Regions from separate parts of the Homo sapiens genome. Here region 1 is linked to region 2. Evidence: chromatin loops called from intact Hi-C (ENCODE). Cell type or tissue: ovary. All regions are shown on one strand. Links, peaks and the distances in the headings refer to the core of each region. The heading gives the core; the rest is flanking DNA. Region 1 has its middle 15 kb from the start of CYP2A6. Region 2 has its middle 39 kb from the start of CYP2A7.

What was found. Peaks named below come from ENCODE experiments on the same cell type or tissue, not always from the same donor. Only the 100,000 strongest peaks of a DNase experiment are listed, where the experiment ranks them.
Region 1: a loop joins it to region 2, with 2.3 times the contacts of the local background. A loop is called at or near these places in 1 of 110 quality-filtered maps.

What each region holds. Positions count from the first base shown.
Region 1 is chr19:40,863,111-40,867,505 of GRCh38, reverse strand. No RefSeq gene overlaps it. Among named protein-coding and RNA genes, the nearest start is that of CYP2A6, 15 kb to the right of the region's middle. In ovary, for the core only: no CTCF peak of the experiment used is centred there; no DNase peak of the experiment used is centred there; H3K27ac peaks cover 1,531 bases.
Region 2 is chr19:40,918,988-40,923,382 of GRCh38, reverse strand. No RefSeq gene overlaps it. Among named protein-coding and RNA genes, the nearest start is that of CYP2A7, 39 kb to the right of the region's middle. RefSeq lists a silencer at 2,061-2,331. In ovary, for the core only: no CTCF peak of the experiment used is centred there; a DNase peak (open chromatin) is centred at 1,992; H3K27ac peaks cover 1,731 bases.

The DNA of each region.
Region 1 (4,395 bases), core at 216-4,215, 56 kb after region 2:
TCATCATAATCCCAAAACTAGCACAGAAAGTGGGTATGGCCTCAGACATCACCCAAGGTGCTGAAAGGAATCGCCTCCCAGCCACAACACACCTGCTCTTTCCTCTCCAAACCACTAATGCCCATCCCAACTCCAGATTATGGAAAGGGTCAACTCTCACTTTTAAAAATCCTGTTTAAAAGATACTTCTGGCTGGGCGTGGTGGCTCACGCCTGTAATCCTAGCACTTTGTGAAGCCAAAGTGAGTGGATCACTTGAGGTCAGGAGTTCAAAACCAGCCTGGCCAACATGGTGAAACTCCATCTCTACTAAAAATACAAAAAATTAGCCGGGCATGGTGGTGCACATCTGTAATCCCACCTACTGGGGAGGCTGAGGCAGGAGAATCGCTTGAACCCGGGAGGCGGAGGTTGCAGTGAGCTGAGATGGAGCCACTGCACTCCAGCCTGGGTGACACAGCGAGACTGTCTCAAAATAAAATAAAATGTACTTCTGAGTGTGTTGTGAGTGTGTATCTGTGTCTGTGGGGAGGTGTGTGTGCATGTCTGTGTCTGTTTCTGGGATCCTTCTAATCTCATTAGTAGTAGCTTTTGTCTCCTTGGGATTTTATGTATCTGATAATATCAACGATGAATAAAAGTTTTATTTCCTCCTTTTCAATTTGTACTGCATTTCTCTTTTGTACTTTACAGCAATGGCTATATTGTTTAATGTGAGTGGTGAGAGCTGACATCACTGTGTTTGTTGGGTATGGAGAACCAGTCAGCCAAGAAAATACCTGTTAAGTACAATACTTTAGATAGTTAAGAATACCAAGTATTTTGTTCATTTACTTAGCATCTTTTTGGTATGTTTGTCTTTGAGGGAGTGGTAAATGGGTATGGAAGCTAGTATAGAGGATTAAATGTGTAGGAAGTTATGACTGTTTTTATCCATTCATATATATGTGAGAGAGAAAAGGCTATATTTTATTATAGAGTAATGCATTTCTTATTTTCCATTGTTTGTTTTGTACAGAAAATTTCTAAAGATTAAATAATACTCTCCATAAACTAATATTCTTCTGCGCTTTTTTTTTTTTTTTTTATTGAGACAGAGTCTGCTGTGTTGCCCAGGCTGGAGTGCAGTGGTATGATCACGGCTCCCTGCAGCCTTGAACTCCTAGACTCAAGTGATCCTCCCACCTCAGTCTTCTGAGTGGCTGACTATAGGCACATGCCACCACATCCAGCATCCAGCTAACTTTTTTTTTTTTGAGATGGAATTTCACTTTCGTCACCCAGGCAGGAGTGCAATGGCCAGATCATGGCTCACTGCAACCTCCACCTCCCAGGTTCAAGCGATTCTCCTGCCTCAGCCTCCCAAGTCCTGAGATTCCTGGTGCCCCACCACCATGCCCAGCTAATTTTTGTACTTTTAGTAGAGACGGGGTTTCACTATGTTGCCCAGGCTGGTCTCAAACTCCTGACCTCAGGCAATCCACTGCCTGCCTCGGCCCCCCAAAGTACTGGGATTACAGGTGTGAGCCACCACGCCTGGCCTAATGTTGTTGGTTGTTTTGTTTTGTTTTGGTAGAGACAAGTTCTCACTATTTGCCCAGGCTAGTCTCAAACTCCTGGCCTCAGCCTCCCGAATAGCTGGGGTTACAGGCACGTGCCACCATGCCCAGCTAATTTTTTTTGTATTTTTAGTAGAGACGGAGTTTCACTATGTTGGCCAGGCTGGTCTCGAACCCCTGACCTCTGGTGATCCACCCCCCTCAGCCTCCCAAAGTGCTGGGAGCCACCGTGCCTGGCCTAAAATCTTAAAAATAATAAAAGAAATGTTTAAATCCTATCTGTGACATTAATTGAAATCTGACCAGAGCCGGTGATGTAAGATACAAATACAACCTGCTCCACTCCTAAAAATAACAACAAAGTAATAATACTAATAACTAGCAACCCTCGTGAGTACTTACGTAGCAGGTTTTGGAGTTCCAGCCTAGTTTTGCCAAAACTCCTTATTTAATCCTAGGCCCCTGTCTCAGCCTCCCGAGTAGCTGGGACTACAGGTGCACACAACCACACCTGGCTAATTTTTGTATTTTTCAGTAGAGACAGGGTTTCACCACATTGGTCAGGCTGGTCTTGAACTCCTGACCTTAGGTGATCCACCCACCTCAGCCTCCCAAAGTGCTGGGATTACAGGCCTGAGCCATCATGCCCAGCCCAATTTTTTTTTTTTTTTTTTTGAGACAAGGTCTTGCTCTGTCACTCAGGCTGGAAGGCAGTGGTGTGATCATAGCTCACCATAGCCAGGACCTCTTGGGCTCAAGCAATCCTTCCACCTCAGCCTCCCGAGTAGCTGGGACCACAGGCATGCGCCACAATGCCCGGCTAATTTTTTTAATCTTTTGTAGAGACAGGATCTCACTATGTCGCCCAGGTTGGTCTCAGACTCCTGGGCTCAAGCAATTATCTTGCCTTTGCAGTGAGATAATTTAGGAATCAGAGAGACTGAGGGGTTGAGGAGGATTTCTTATTATTATTTAGGTGCACCGGCCCAGTCAGATCAACATCCAAAATGACTGAGCCCCAAACAAAGAGTCCAGTTACCTTTTAAGCACTTCTGGTGCAGGAGGAGATCTGTGCAGGGGGAAGCATAAAACAGAATCGAGAAACAAAGACACTTATCCAGTTGAGACATGCATTACATCATTTCTTACTTTTCAAGGAACGGCATATTTTACGACTTGAGATTATCTGTCTAGTGACCTTGCAGCTGCACAGCTAGAGAAACAGAGTCTTCACAATGCCTGGCAAAGGGAGAGATAAGGCTCCCTAGCCACAGAAAAACAGGCAGTTAATTTTAAAGGACTCCAGCTCTTTCTCTTCCTCAAGGGGAATTGGGTTTTCTTACGTAAGAAACTGAGCTTTTGCTTACAAAAAGAGCTCCAAAGGGAAAGAGCTGCTTACAGTGGCCTCAAATCATTGGCTGAATACAGAGCTGCACAGGCTGAGGGAAAGACTCCACAAAGCTGAGGAGAAAACAGCTACTGAGAAAAGAATGACTACTGGCTGAGCAGCTGAGGCATGAACATTTTTTTTTTTTTGAGACAGAGTCTCACTCTGTCACCCAGGCTGAGGTGCAGCCACATGATCTCAGCTCACTGCAACCACTGCCTCCCAGGTTCAAGCGATTCTCCTGCCTCAGCTTCCCAAGTAGCTGGGATTACAGGTGCCCACCAACACAACCAGCTAATTTTTAGTATTTTGAGATCACGCCACTGCACTCGAGCCTGGGTGACAGAGTGAGACTCCATCTCAAAAAAAAGTAAATACATAAAAATAAAGCTGAAGATGTCCTCATTACCAAGGTACCAAGGTAAGGTCCCAGAATCCTCCAATAGCCATGTTACATCTTCCTCCACAGCCTAGAATCTCCATGTTCATCCCAAACTTCCTCCCTCAGGACCTCCCAACAATACACATTTCCAAAGCCTCCTACAATAGAGGCCACCAAACTCCCATGTACACCAAATACCCATGTCCTGACCTCAAAACCCTTTCCTAATGAACTCAAATGGCCATGTTCCCCTACACAGTCTCCCTCAAGACAGAATTAGTGTGCAGGTGTCAGCCCCTTGTGATAGACAAGCAGAGGAAGAGCAGCAGTGGATCTAAGAACAGGTAAATGTCCACTACATGTCCTAATTGTGTGGGCTTGGCCTCCAGGATATCATCTTCTTCCTGCACCCTTGACTTTCAAGGAAGGAACAAATATGGAGAATAAAGGGGGGAGCCATAAGGAGGACGAGGAAGATCTTAGGGACCTAGAAATAAAAACAGCACCTTCAAGGCGTTGAGCTTCCCTGTGCCTGATGCTGTGCTAAGGAGAACTTTTCATGGAGTGTGCTATGCAGTCTTCACAAATCTGTGATAAAGGTTCTATGATCATCCACATTTTACATATGAGCAAACAGAGAGTCACAACCATTAAGGTTCAACCACTGAAAGGACCTAGCACAGATCACAGATGTAGTAGTCAGATCTGTTTGACTCTTTTTTTTTTTTTTTTTTTTTTGAGACAGTCTCACTCTGTCACCCAGGCTGGAATGCAGTGGCACAATCTCGGCTCACTGAAACCTCTGCCTCCCGGGTTCAAGTGACTCTCCTGCCTCAACCTCCTGAGTAGCTGGGATTATAGGCACCCACCACCACACCTGGCTAACTTTTGTATTTTTAGTAGAGATGGGGGTTTCACCATGTTGACCAGGCTGGTCTTGAACTCGTGACCTCAAGCGATCCACCAACCTCGGCCTCCCAATGTGCTGGGATTACAGGCGTGAGACACCGCACCTGGCCAAGGCTATGCTCTTAACTACACTTACTCCCCTTCCTGCCCTTTCCCCTC
Region 2 (4,395 bases), core at 162-4,161:
AAAAAAATTGAGAAGCTGATGAAAAGAAGGAATTGTTCAATTCAATCAAATCTGGTCCACTGCCTTTGTCGCATAGCAAACTGTAACCTAGCAATATGTGAACCAATTGTGTGTATCTGTGTGTGCTGGTGTATTTGTGCTTCTGTGTTGGTGCATCTCCTAGCCCCTCTCTTTGGAAGCCTGCAGACGCTTGTGGGGAAAAGAAAGAGAGATCAGATTGTTACTGTGTCTATGTAGAAAAGGAAGATATAAGAAACTCCATTTTGATCTGTACTAAGAAAAATTGTTTCTGCTTTGAGATGCGTTAAGCTGTAACTTTAGCCCCAACCCTGTGCTCACAGAAACATGTGCTGTATTGAATCAAGGTTTAATGGATTTAGGAATGTGTGGGATGTGCCTTGTTAACAATATGTTTGCAGTATGCCTGGTAAAAGTCATCACCATTCTCCATTCTCGATTAACCAGGGACAGAATGCACTGCGGAAAGCCACAGGGACCTCTGCCCAAGAAAGCCTGGGTATTGTCCAAGGTTTCCCCCCACTGAGACAGCCTGAGATATGGCCTCATGGGAAGGGAAAGACCTGACTGTCCCCCAGCCCAATACCCATAAAGGGTCTGTGCTGAGGAGGAGTAGTGAAAGAGGGAGGCCTCTTTGCAGTTGGGATAAGAGGAAGGCTTCTGTCTCCTGCTCATCCCTGGGAATGCAATGTCTTGGTGTAAAGCTGACCATTCCCATTCATTCTATTGAGATAAGAGAAAACCACCCGGTGGCTGGAAGCGAGATATGCTGGCAGCAATACTGCTCTGTTACTCTTTGCTAAACTAAGATGTTTGGGTAAAGAGAAACATAAATCTAGCCTGTGTGCACATCTGGGCACAGTACGTTTCCTTGAACTTATTCATGATACAGATTCCTTTGCTCACATGTTTCTGTGCTGACCTTCTCCCAACCTGTTGCCCTGCTACACTCCCCTCACTAAGATAGTAAAAATAATGATCAATAAATACTGAGTGAACTCAGAGGCCGGCGTCAGTGCAGGTCCTCCGTATGCTGAGCGCTAGTCCCCTGGGCCCACTGTTCTTTCTCTATACTTTGTCTCTGTGTCTTATTTCTTTTCTCAGTCTCTCGTCCAACCTGATGAGAAATACCCACAGGTGTGGGGGGGCTGGCCGCCTTCAATGCTCAGGGTCTATCTCCAGTGTCCCCTCCTTTATCAGTCCTTCTGTGACAGCCATAGGTGGAAGTGATGGGAGAAACAGAAGGAGGGGCAAGAAATGCAGAACCAGTGAGTCTCAGAGGAAGAGGTGGTCAGTTGGAGGGAGACAGAAACTGAGACTGGCAGGTGCAGTGATCGGGTCCCCTTGGTTTCTGATCACTCTAACTAGCGCTGAGGGGGTTCTTCCCAACTATCTTCCTGGTGCAGGAAATTTCTCTGGCTCTATCTCTCTCTAACTTTATGTCTCTGTTTTCCCCCTGGAGACTCTTGAGCTCCATGTGTGTGGAAACTGGGTCCAGTTTGATTGATGTCTACTGGACTCCCATATGTCTCTATCTTCACTGTGAGCCTGCACCCACACAGCCTCTGACAGGGTCAGTCCATATTTGCACAATTTGGATGTGAATGTGTCCGTGTCTGCCTGTCTCATCCTAGGCCTGACTTTTGACCATGAGGCAACATCTTTCTTGCAATGTTAACCAAACTCTTTGCTGGATCCAGGATCCTGACCCTGAAGTTACTTTGACCCAGCAGGAGAAGACAAACAGTCCTGATTTTTAAGAGGTGGAAGCTGTGCTTTCCTGACCCTGGAGAGGTGCCAGCACAGACCTGTCCAACCCAAGGACCTGGGTCTTGCTGTGCTGTGTCATCTGACACTAAGATTGAGTCCTCATTCCAGCCCCAGCGTGAAGCACCGATGGGGAGGCGTGAAGTGCTTTACACACAGTGACTCAGTGTTTACCCTGAGCCCAGAAGTTACTTTGACCCAGGAGAAGCAAACAATCCTGACTTTTAAGAGGTGGAAGCTGTACTTTCCTGACCGGGGAGAGGAGGCAGCATGGACTTTTCTGACCCAACGACCTGGGTCTTGCTGTGCTGTGTCATCTGACACTAAGATCGGGTCCTCATTCCAGCCCCAGGGTGAAGCACCAGTGGGGAGGCGTGAAGTGCTTTACACACAGTGACTCAGTGTTTACCCTGAGCCCAGAAGTTACTTTGACCCAGGAGGATAAGATAAACAATCCTGATTTTTATGAGGTGGAAGCTGTACTTTCCTGACACTGGAGAGGTGCCAGCATGGACTTTTCTGACCCAAGGACCAGGGTCCTGCTGTGCTGTGTCATCTGACGCTAAGATTGGGTGCTCATTCCAGCCCCAGGGTGAAGCACCAGTGGGGAGGCATGAAGTGCTTTACACACAGTGACTCAGTCTTTACCCTTTTAGGGAGGTATTGTTGCCATCCCCATTTTATAGATGGAGAGATTGAAGCAGTGACAGTTTGCAAGTCTTACCCAAGGTCATATAGTGGGTTGAGGCTACATTGTCCAATATGGTAGTAACTTGCTGCATGTGGCCACTAATTAAGTACTTGAAATGTGGTCCAAATCCTATTTACAATAGCAAAGATAGGGAATCAACAGATGAATGGTTAAATAAAATGTGGTATATATACACCATTGAATACTATTTAGCCATAAAAAGGAATAAAGTCTTGTCTTTTATAGCCACATGGATACAACTGGAGGTGATTATCTTAAGTGAAATAAGCCAGGCACAGAAAGTATCACATGTTCTCATTCGTAAGTGGGTGCTACACAATGTGTACACATGGACCTAGAGAGTGGAATAATAGATAGAACCTCCAGCGCGATTTTGAATCAGAGTGGTAAGAACCGCCATTCTTTACTTGCTCCCAATCTTAGAGGGAAAGCATCAAGTCTTTCACCTTTAAGTATGATGTTGGCTGCAGATATTTTTGTAGATGCCTTTAGTCAGGGTAAGAAATTCTGTTTATTTCTAGCTTGCTGATAATTTTTAATCAGGAATGGATGTTGGATTTCCATCAAATGTTTTTCATGTCTGTATTATTATTGGGAGAACCCACCCTCAATATTTCAACATAGGTTCTTTCTATTTTCCATAAGTGTTGGCCAGCTGAGAAATAAAGAGAGACAGTACAAAGAGAGGAATTTTACATCTGGGCCACCAGGGGTGACATCACATATTGGTAGGACCATGATGCTCACCTGCGTCTCAGACCAGCAAGCTTTTATTAAGGGTTTCAAAAGGGGAGGGGGTGTAAGAACAGAGAGTAGGTACAAAGATCACATGCTTCAAAGAGCAAAAAGCAGAACCACTGATAAGGGTCCAACAAAGATCACAGGACAAAAGGCAAAAGCAGAACCACTGATAAGGGTCCAACAAAGATCATAAGGCAAAGGGCAAAAGCAGAACCACTGATAAGCGTCTATGCTCAGCGGTGCACATATTGTCTTGATAAACATCTTAAATAACAGAAAACAGGGTTCAAGAGCAGACAACCAGTCTGACCACAAATTTACCAGGGTTAAGTTTTCCCAACCCTAGTAAGCATGAGGGTTCTGCAGGAGACCAAGGTTTATCTCGGTCCTTATCTCAACTGTACAAGGCAGACATTCCCAGAGCAGCCATTTATAGACCTCCCCCCAGGAACGCATACTTTTACCAGGGTATTAATATTAATATTCTTTGCTAGGAAAAGAATTTAGCAATATGTTTCCTACTTGCACGTCCATTTATAGGCCCTCTGCAAGAAGAAAGAAAGAAGAAAAATATGGCTCTTTTTGCCTGACCCCACAGGCAGTCAGACGTTATGTTTGTCTTCCCTTGTTCCATAAAAATCACTATTATTCTGTTCTTTTTCAAGGTGCACTGATTTCATATTGTTCAAACATACATGTTTTACAATCAATTTGTACAGTTAACACAATTATCACAGAGGTCCTGAGGTGACACACATCCTTAGCTTCTGAAGATAACAGGATTAAGATACTAAAGACAGGCATAAGAAATTATAAAAGTATTATTTGAGAACAGATAAATGTCCATATTAAGATGAAATCTTCACAACTTTTTTTATGTTTCAAAAATAATTGTAATAAGTGGAGAACAGTTTTGCTCCTTCCATTAAACATATGAATTTTACAAATTATAGTGATATATTTTTCTCTCTGGGTAAATATGAGTAATACAGAGAACAATGTGTAAAACAAATGGTTCCTGGAAAAATAGGAATAAACAAAAAGTACTGATCAGTACCGGTGGCTACCCATAATTAACACCACTAGTCAAATTCTCAATAACCACATAGAAAAAGGGTTTAACTGTATATGCTGAGGTAAGTGTCTTACAGAGCATA